Linked DNA regions of Homo sapiens: region 1 is linked to region 2. Evidence: read pairs that join two places in POLR2A ChIA-PET (ENCODE). Cell type or tissue: HCT116. All regions are shown on one strand.

Region 1 (5,000 bases), 460 kb after region 2:
AGGTCTCACTCTGTTGCCCAGGTTGGAGTACAGTGGTGGGATCACCGCTCACTGCAGCCTTGAATTCCTGGGCTCAGGCTATCCTGCCTCAGTCTCCTGAGTAGCTAGGACTGCAGGTGTGTGCCACCATGCCCAGCCACATTTTTTTTTAAGAAATGGGGTCTCACTATATTGCCCTGGCTAGTCTCAAACTCCTGAGTTCAAGCGATCCTCCCGCCTTGGCCTCCCCAACCACTGGAATTACAGGCATGAACCACTGCACCCAGCCCAGGTCTCATTCTTAACAAGAACCATTTAAATTGAACACTACATTTTCACTCATGGAGTGCATATATAACTATAAATTTTATTAATTGAGAATGTGCTTACATTGGCAATTCCTACATGTACTCAGACTTATTAGGCAGTCTTTTTTTTTTTTGAGAGGGAGTTTTGCTCTTGTCGCCTAGGCAGGAGTACAGTGGCATGATCTCGGCTCACTACAACCTCTGCCTCCCGGATTCAAGCAATTCTCCTGCCTCAGCCTCCCGAGTAGCCGGGATTACAGGCGCCCACACTCGGCTAATTTTTGTATTTTTAGTAGAGATGGGGTTTCACCATGTTGGCCAGGCTAGTCTTGAACCCCGACCTCAGGTGATCCACCCGCCTCAGCCTCCCAGAGTGCTGGGATTATAGGCATGAGCCACCGTATCCAGCCCTAGTCTTTCATTTTTTACCCCCCCCCCTTTTTTTTTCTTTTTAATTTTCTAACACCAGTGTCACCAATACCCCATTATTTGGTTACAGGTTTATATTTTTAATTTGTTTTGGTACACTTTCCCTTATTTTCCCTTTACTTCTCCCTTGTCTTTAAGACGTTGTGCTAGATATTTCTTACCTCACCTACCTACTTTTGTTGCCAACCCTCATTCCTCCGTTAACTTGTCCTTCTCCTCCACCCTCACCAGACAGAGTCTTGCTCCGTCACCCAGGCTGGAGTGCAGTGGCGTGATTTCGTCTCACTGCAACATGCGCCTACCTGGTTCAAGCAATTCTCCTGCCTCAGCCTCCCAAGTGGTTGGGATTACAGGTGCCTACCACCATGCCCAGCTAATTTTTTTGTATTTTTAGTAGAGACAATGAGAATATTTAACTCTTTAAACAAGCTCATTGAGAATATTTAATATTAGACTCTACCAGGAAATTGAGTGAGTATTCTAGGAGCCTGTTTCCTCAAGATGGCCATACGTCAAAGGATGATTATATTCAATGAAGTAAGACTAGCCTGGACAACATAGTGAGACCCCGTCTCTACAAAATTTTTTTTTAAATTAGCCTTGCTTGGTGGCATGTGCCTGTAGTCCCATCTACTTGAGAGGCTGAGGTGAGAGGATTGCTTGAGCCCAGGAGTTTAAGTTGCTGTAAGCTATGATTGCTACACTGCAATCTAGCCTGGGTAACAGAGTGAGGCCTCATGTCTCCCCCACCGACGGAGTTTTGTTCTTGTTGCCCAGACTGGAGTGCAATGGCGTGATCTCGGCTCACTGCAACCTCTGCCTCCCGGGTTCAGGAGATTCTCCTGCCTCAGCCTTCCGAGTAGCTGGGATTACAGGTGTGCGCCACCACACCCAGCTAATTTTTGTATTTTTAGTAGAGACGGAGTTTCATCATGTTAGTCAGGCTAGTCTCAAACTCCTGACCTCAGGTGATCCACCCACCTTGGCCTCCCAAAGTGCTGGGATTATAGATGTGAGCCACCATGCCCAGCCAGCTCATCTATTGTAGACTCCTGCCTAGTTCAGGGTCTTCATCATGTGCATGTGACTAGCATTTTATTTTTATTTTTATTTTTATTTTTAGATGGAGTCTCACACTGTCGCCCAGGCTGGAGTGCAGTGGCGTGATCTCGGCTCACTGCAACCTCCGCCTCCTGGGTTCACGCGATTCTCCTGCCTTAGCCTCCCAAGTAGCTGGGATTACAGGCACACACCACCATATGCAGCTAATTTTTTGTATTTTTAGTAGAGACAGAGTTTCACTATGTTGGCCAGGCTAGTCTCAAACTCCTGACCTTGTGATCCACCCACCTCGGCCTCCCAGAGTGCTAGGATTAGAGGCGTGAGCCACTGTGCCCGGCCGTGACTAGTATTTTTAAAAAATGGAATAGAGTAAAAAATATCAGTGCTGTATGTATTAAGTATTGGGGTTTTTTTTTTTTTGGAGACAGGGTCTTGCTTTGTTGCCCAGACTGGAGTGCAGTGGTGCTATCTCAGCTCACTGCAACCTCCACCCCAAGGTTCAAGCAATTCTACTGCAACCTCCACCCCAAAGTTCAAGCAATTCTCTTGCCTCAGCCTCCCAAGTAGCTGGTTGAGCCACCACGCCTGGCTAATTTCTGTAGTTTTAGTAGAGACAGGGTTTCACCACGTTGGCCAGGTTGGTCTCGGACTCCTCACCTCAAGTGATCTACCCACCTCAGCCTCCCAAAGTGCTGGGATTACAGGTGTGAGCCACCACGCCCGGCCAAATATTGTTTCACATAACTTTTATTTGTCTTTGTATGATGTGTATACTGGGTGACAACTTCAAATTTTTTTTTTTTTATTACTATGCATTGTGGTCAGGATGGTTTGAAAACCAAAAGTTGTTGTTGATGATGCTGTGCTTTTTGTTCCCTTCTGTACACCTAAATAGACCCTATAGTCCTAGGGTCAGACTGGCGTGGTTGAAGCATGGAAGACTTGTTAGATCTGGAACGTCCTTTCAGCTTCTGTATCAGACAGACAGATGTTAGGCACATCTCCATCTCCTAAGTATAGACCGTTAAGGTTCCGGGTTTGGAAGTAGAGAATGTCAACAAGAGTGGTCATGGTGAGCAGCAAAGCAACAGGTGACCTCTGGTCCTAGGGCAGAGGGTGTTTGGTTTTTGTACTGTTTTTTTTGTTTTCTTTTGTTGCTGGATTTTGGATAGTTCTTGATTTTTGGTCAGAACAGAGAATTTATAGGAAGCTCAGACCAACAGTCATTCACCTTCCTCCATAAATTACTCATCCAGTTAAAGAATTTTTACTATTTCATTTTTTCCTCTTTGGTGGCTTCTAAATCCTCTTTTTAATCACATCACATTCTATTTGGTGTAGAAAATCTACAACTGGTGAAAATACTTTTTATAGTAAGAGTTTCAACATTGCTGATGAGAATTGGTCTATACTTTCTATAGCTTATGTAAAATTATATTACTTCTCATGTGAATGTCCAGCTGGTAGTTTAATTTAGCCTTCATTTTATTTTTATTTATTTATTGTTTTGAGGGTCTTACTCTGTATCCCAGGCTGGAGTGTAGTGGCAAGAGCACGGCTCATGGCAGCCTGGACTTCCCTGGGCTCAAGTGATCCTTCCACCCCAGCCTCCCAAGTAGCTGGGACCATAGATGTGCACCACCACACCTGGCTAATTGTTTTGTATTTGGTTTGTTTGTTATTGTTTTCTTGAGACGGAGTCTCTGTCGCCCAGGCTGGAGTGCTGTGGCGCTATCTCAGCTCACTGCAACCTCCACCTCCTGGGTTCAAGCAATTTTCCTGTCTCAGCCCCGACTAGCTGGGACTACAGGCACACTGCACCTGGCTAATTTTTGTGTTTTTTAGTAGAGACAGGGTTTTACCATGTTGTCCAGGCTGGTCTCAAACTCCTGACCTCAAGTGATGCGCCTGCCTCAGCCTCCGAAAGTGCTGGGATTATAAGGGTGAGTCACCGTGCCCAGCCTGTTTTGTATTTTTTTGTAGAGACCGTGTCTCCCAGGCTGGTCTCAAACTCCTGGGCTCAAGCGATCTGCCCTTCTTGGCCTCCTAAAGTGCTGGGATTACAAGTGTAAGCCACCACACCTAGCCTATAGCCTTCATTTTTTTTTTATTGAGATGGCATCTCGCTCTCACCCAAGCTAGAGTGCAGTGGTGCAATCTCGGCTCACTACAACCTCTGTCTCTTGGGTTCAAACGATTATCCTACCTTAGCCTCTGGAGTAGCTGGGACTACAGGCGTGTACCACCACGCCCAGCTAATTTTTTCTATTTTTAGTAGAAACAGGGTTTCACCATGTTGGCCAGGCTGGTCTTGAACTCCTGACCTCAAGTGATCAGCCCCGTCTCTGCCTCTGAAAGTGGTGGGATTATAGGCGTGAACCACTGTGCCCAGCCCATAGCCTTCATTTTAAAATACTTTTTATAGGGTATAGTGGGAAAGGCACAGTGGTACAAATAAATTATAATTAAACTTATTTATTCATGAGACAAGGTCTTACTCTGTCACCCAGGCTGGAGTACAGTGGCACGATCATGGCTCACTGCAGCCTCCACCTTCTAGGCTCAAGCGATCCTCCTACCTCACGTTCCGAGTGGCTGGGACCATAGGCACTCACCAGCATGCCCAGCTAATTTTTAAAAGTTTTTTTTGGCCAGTTGCAGTGGCTCATGCCTGTAATCCCACCACTTTGGGAGGCCAAGGCGGGCAGATCACCTGAGGTCGGGAGTTCGAGACCGGCCTGACCAACATGGAGAAACCCCATCTCTACTAAAAATACAAAATTAGCCAGGCGTGGTGGCACATGCCTGTAGTCCCAGCTACTTGAGAGGTGGAGGTTGCGGTGAGCCGAGATAGCGCCATTGCACTCCAGCCTGGGCAGCAAGAGTGAAAGTCCGTCTCAAAAAAAAAAGGTTTTTTGTAGAGATGAGGTCTCACTGTGTTGCCCAGGCTGGTCTTGAACTCACTCCTGGCCTCAAGCTGTCTTCCTGCTTTGGCCTCCCAAAGTGCTGGGATTATAGGCATGAGCCGTCACACCTGGCCTTAAATTTATTTTGATTCAGGGTTGCTGGCCATCAGAAGTCTATTTTGGTTGCTTGGTTGGTTGTGTTGTGTTATGTTTTGTTTTGTTTTGTTTTCCTTTTGCAAGAGTAACTTTTAATTTTATTCTTTGCGTAGACTAATGTTAAAAAAGCCCTTTACATCATTCTTTTGCCATCTTTTAT
Region 2 (5,000 bases):
TAAAATATCTGTGGATTTTCTAAAACCCACTGGGAACGAGACAGGAAAAAAATGAAGACAAAGTTATCACTATGAGAGAAATACTGTCCTGTGAATTTAAGCCCCAAGTGAATAAACTCATAATAAATGATTGTGTTGGCCCCGGGTGGGGTGTGGAAAATGAGAAGCCTGAGACACAGCCCCACTGCTCAGGACCTCAGACTGTGGCCAAGCTCCCCACCCCTGTTAGATTCCTAGGGCTGCTTTAACAAATCACCACAACAAATATGGTGGCTGCAGACCACAGAAATACACTCTCCCACGGTTCTGAGAGGGCAGAGGTCTGAAATCAAGGCGTCAGCTGTGCCATGCTTCCTCCAAAGGCTCTAGGGGAGAATCCTTCCTGTCCTTTCCAGCTTTTGGTGATACCCAGCTTTCCTTGGCTTGTGGCTGCATCGCTGCCAACTTTGCCTTTATCTTCACATGGGCTCCTCCTATTCTCTCTGTCTTCTCCTCTTCTGCCCTTTATAAGGACACTTGTCATTGGATTCAGGACCCACCTGGATAATCCAGATGATCTCATCTCAAGATCCTTATGAATTACCTCTGCAAAGATCCTCTTTCTAAATAAGGTCACATCCACAGTTCCAGGAGCTAGGACGTGGACGTACCTTTTTGGGGGCCATCACTTACCCACCACCTGGCCCCCATCTTCAGTCTCACCTTCACCGTGTTGTTTCTAGGTTGAGTTGTTTCCAGGTTGAGTTGAGTGTGAGACTCCACAATGAAGGCGGGAACAAAGGTAGGGGGCAGCTGGTGGGTAAGCGATGGCCCCCAGAAAGATAAACAAGTTGCCTCATCGAAACAAACGAAAAAACAAGTTCTTTCTTTCCTGTTACCCGTTAAGCTGAGTCACTCATGCTTTCCCTCCTTCACTTAGCTATCACATTTCTCCAAAGTGTGGTTTGTATCAATACTTCTGTTTTTGACCTACCACTTACTTTTCAAAGCAATTTATTATGTTTTAAGCATACAGAAACATGTAGAGAACAATATGATTTTTTTAAATGTTAATGTTTTTCTCTCATTTACTCATTTATAGAGAAATATAACATAGAATTTTCCATTTTAATCATTTTGAAATGTATGGTTCCATTAATGATTCCCACTCACTTTTAAATGTTTGGAATTGAGAGAACTCTTACTGGACAGGGATGAGGGTAAAAGCCAAAGTCTGCCAGTGTCCATCCTCAACCTTCTCAGCCCTTTACTAAATCAGATACTGCTAACCACACCACTCTTTTTTTTTTTTTCCTGAGACAAGGTCTCATTATGTCACCCAAGCTGGAGTGCAGTGGTATGATGGCTCACTGCAGCCTCGACCTCCTGGGCTCAAGCAAGCCTCTTGCCTCAGTCTCCTGAGTAGCTGGGACTACAGGTGCCCACCACTGCCCCAGATAACTTTTTTTTTTTTTTTTTTTTTTTTTTTTTTGTAGAAATGTGGTCTCAGTATCTTGCTCAGGCTGGTCTTGGACTCCTGGCCTCAAGTGATCCCCCTGTGCCTTGGCCTCCCAAAGTGTTGAGATTACAGCCACCACACCTGGCCCACCCTTTTCTTAAAACTCCTCCCTCAGCTTCGCAGATCTCTGTCCTTTCCTTTCTCTACTATTTCTCTAGCCCCCTTCCTCTACTATTTCTCTAGCCCCCTTCCTCCTCATCTTCCTGGACTTGTCTGAGTTCCACTGAAGGCTGGACTTGTCTCTGAATCCACATTTGTATTTCCAACTGTCTTCTACGCATCCCTACAAAGATGTCCTATTGAAACCTCAAACTCAGTATGTTCAAAAGTGGACCCATGATCCCTTCTTTCAACACTTGTGCTTCCTCCACGTTCGCCCCAATCTGTACACAGCACCACCACCCATGCAGTCACCCAGTGCAGCACCATCTTGTCCTTCGTTATCCACTCTGACCCATAACTTCCATCTCTATAGTAGCTTCTCCCTCCTGACGTCTTTTCCATTCTGACTCTTGATGCTAACGCCTGCCTTCCAGTGTCAGCCTGGGACTCTATAGTAGACATCTCACAGGCTTGCCTATGTCCACCCTCTGTTTCTGTTCTATTTCCTATATTGTTAATAAATTGTTCTCCCTAAAACAGTTCTGGCCAGGCACAGTGGCTCACACCTATAATCCCAGCACTTTGGGAGGCTGAGGTGGGTGGATCACTTGAGCCCAGGAGCTCAAGACCAGCCTGGACAACATGGCGAAACCCCCTTTTCTACAAAAAAAAAAAAAAAAAAGTACAAAAATAAGCCAGACTTGGTGGCATGCACCTGTGACCCCAGCTACTCGGGAGGCTGGGGTGGGAAGATGGATGGCTTAAGCCCAGGAGGCAGAGATCGCAGTAAGCTGAGATCGTACCACCGCACTCCAGCCTGGGCAACTGAGAGAGACTCTGTCTCAAACAAACAAACAAACAAACAGACAGACAAACAAACAGAAAACACAATTCTGATACATCTAGTCAAAAACCTTCATTAACTCCCACTACTTTGAGAATAAAGCCTGAACTCCATGGCTGAACCTTCAATGCTCCCTGAGGTGGCCCTGTCCCTCCACCCCCATGCCACATTTCCTTTGCTCCAGTCAAACAGCCATGCTGCCTTTTCTCTGCACACATCCCAGGCTTCCCTCCTTACCTGTCCCCATGCAGAGTGTGAGTTTCACATTATTCTAAAAGACCTCTTTTCTTTCTGTTAAAATAAGCATAACAAAATAAGAGATACTGACTGAACAGAAGACTGTCAAATTCCACAAACTGGAATCATCCACCTCTTATTTCCTGTACCAAATAAAAAACACATCCCAGATTCTTCTTCTGTGACAGGGTTACAAACAGAGCTTTGTATGCTCATGGAATTCACCAGCTAAGAGTGGAACCATCGCCTTTTGAAGACTCAAACATTTTCTTGGTGACTCACCTGTGGGGGAATGCATCAACCTTCCTGCTTCTAATTTCTTTGACAGAAAAGGGGCTCTGGTAGCAAACACTATCACTTCAAACTTGAAATCTTGTGAATGAGGTTTCTAGGATGTCCAATAGTGCTAAAGATGTGATGCAAAAATTAAATGGAAACTTCAGCCTGCAGAAATGATGGGAGACACAAAGAGGATAGACTCTCAGGTGTTTCACTGCATGTTTATTTCTTGTACATTTCAGTTCCCAAGCCCTAGGCTTTACCAGGAGATGACATCAGAATGCTTTTAAGAAGCCCCTACATCTCACCAGTTCAGCCACACCAAAAGGAATGAATTCTTTGGAAAACCTAGGTGTGGCATCCTTTCATCCATTTGGAAAGACCTAAGTAGTATATCTTTGTGTCTATATAATAGCTGAAGTTTTAGATTCTTCTTTTGGATCCTTTTTCCACTTAGTGCTATTTCTGTCCCTGCAGTCGCTGAGATGTTCAAAAGCAGCTGAAGCTGCAGCTTTTGAAGCAGCAGGAGCACTCTGGGCACTCAAAGCCCTCAGAAATTCAGCCAAACACAAGTTAGGGAATTTTAGGTTTTCTTAGCCAAGAAGGGCACTCCGGTACATACAACCTGGGCTTGACCACTTGGTGGGCACTACTAGTGCTGTCACTGTTGGAAGGTTATACAATCTCTCTCAGCCTCTTTTTCCTCCTTTGGAAATGAAGAGTACTAAGATTGCTTTGTAGAGTTGTTGTAAGGATTAAAAATAACAACACATCAAGAGCCTAGCTCAGGATCTGGCACTGAAAAGGTTCTCAGTTAATAGTAAAATTGTTTATTTATTTATTTATTTATTTATTTATTTATTTATTTATTCATCTATTTATTTTATTTTTTTGAGATGGAGTCCCACTCACTCTGTCGCCAGGCTGGAGTGCAGTGGCAGAATCTTGGCTCACTGCAACCTCTGCTTCCCAGTTTCAAATGATTCTCTTGCCTCAGCCTCCTGAATAGCTGGGATTACAGAAGTGCTCCACCAAGCCCAGTTAATTTTTGTATTTTTAGTAGAAATGGGGTTTCAGCATGTTGGCCAGGCTGGTCTCAAACTCCTGACCTCAAGTGATCCTTCCACCTCGGCATCCCAAAGTGCTGGGATTACAGATGTGAGCCACCACACCCGGCCATAAAATTATTTTTAACACTGTAAATTTTGGGTGAAAAGGAAGACTAGGTTGTCCTTCCTTAAGAATCCCTTGTGTATATATAAGATATAAGGGATTTTTCTTTAAAGAAAAATAACCCGTCTATTAGTTAATGTATACCCTTCAGATTTGTGTCCTGGGAACACACGTTTGCAGTTGATCTATTTTAACACTCTTAAATTTTTAATATTATTTTCCGTCATTTCTTAGGTATGACACTGACAATTCTTACATTTAAAAGCAAAATCTTCACGTTTGTCATATCCTTCCATAGGCAAGGAGAGTTTCACTGTCTATGGGAGATGAATGCCTCAAGGATATTCCCACTATTCCCAGAACAGAGCTCGACCTTCATCCAAGGGCCCTCCTCTGCCCCCACTTTTACTTCCTGTGGGCTGGGTGAGGCTTCATCCCAACTCCAGGGATCCACCAGGTGGCCCAGATGAGGCCACAGTGAAGATCGGGCATAGTCATTGGTTCAGAGATGGGCATGTGACCTACACCAAGCCAATCAGAGAGTCCCTAGGGCATTGTGGGAGCCACTAGAAAAGACCTTCACTCTTCCCTGCAGGACACAAACCTGAGAGGGCAGGAAGTCCACGCTGCCACCACGGGGTCACCACAGGGAGCCTGGTGGGGACACAGGTAGGAAGGCAGGCCAAGCAGTGAGCGACATTCAATGAGGGACATTCAATGGAACAGAATGAGGTTTGAGCACTGGAGGAAAAATCCAGAGTTGAAATAGCAGAAGGGGCAAAGGGTGAAGGAATTAAAGGATGAAAGAGAAGACCAGGGGAAGAGGAGCCTGAGAACGGAGGGAAGGATTAAACAGGGAAACCGAAG

The links. ChIA-PET counts read pairs that join two places held together with the same protein. Peaks named below come from ENCODE experiments on the same cell type or tissue, not always from the same donor. Only the 100,000 strongest peaks of a DNase experiment are listed, where the experiment ranks them.
Region 1: POLR2A ChIA-PET joins it to region 2 with 5 read pairs; 3 of 35 experiments call an interaction of 5 or more read pairs at or near these places.

What each region holds. Positions count from the first base shown.
Region 1 is chr6:111,002,365-111,007,364 of GRCh38, forward strand. All of the region lies in intron 6 of RPF2 (ribosome production factor 2 homolog), which reads left to right. Among named protein-coding and RNA genes, the nearest start is that of RPF2, 23 kb to the left of the region's middle. In HCT116, no CTCF peak of the experiment used is centred here; no DNase peak of the experiment used is centred here.
Region 2 is chr6:110,544,839-110,549,838 of GRCh38, forward strand. It overlaps LOC105377940 (a long non-coding RNA gene), which reads right to left and starts at 4,563. Exons shown (of 7, transcript XR_007059703.1): 1 at 4,390-4,563; 2 at 2,964-3,125; 3 at 2,682-2,735. LOC105377939 (a long non-coding RNA gene) reads left to right here and starts at 4,725. Exons shown (of 3, transcript XR_942862.3): 1 at 4,725-4,802. In HCT116, a CTCF peak has its summit at 4,525; DNase peaks (open chromatin) are centred at 2,913 and 3,240; H3K4me3 peaks cover 1,264 bases; H3K27ac peaks cover 1,737 bases.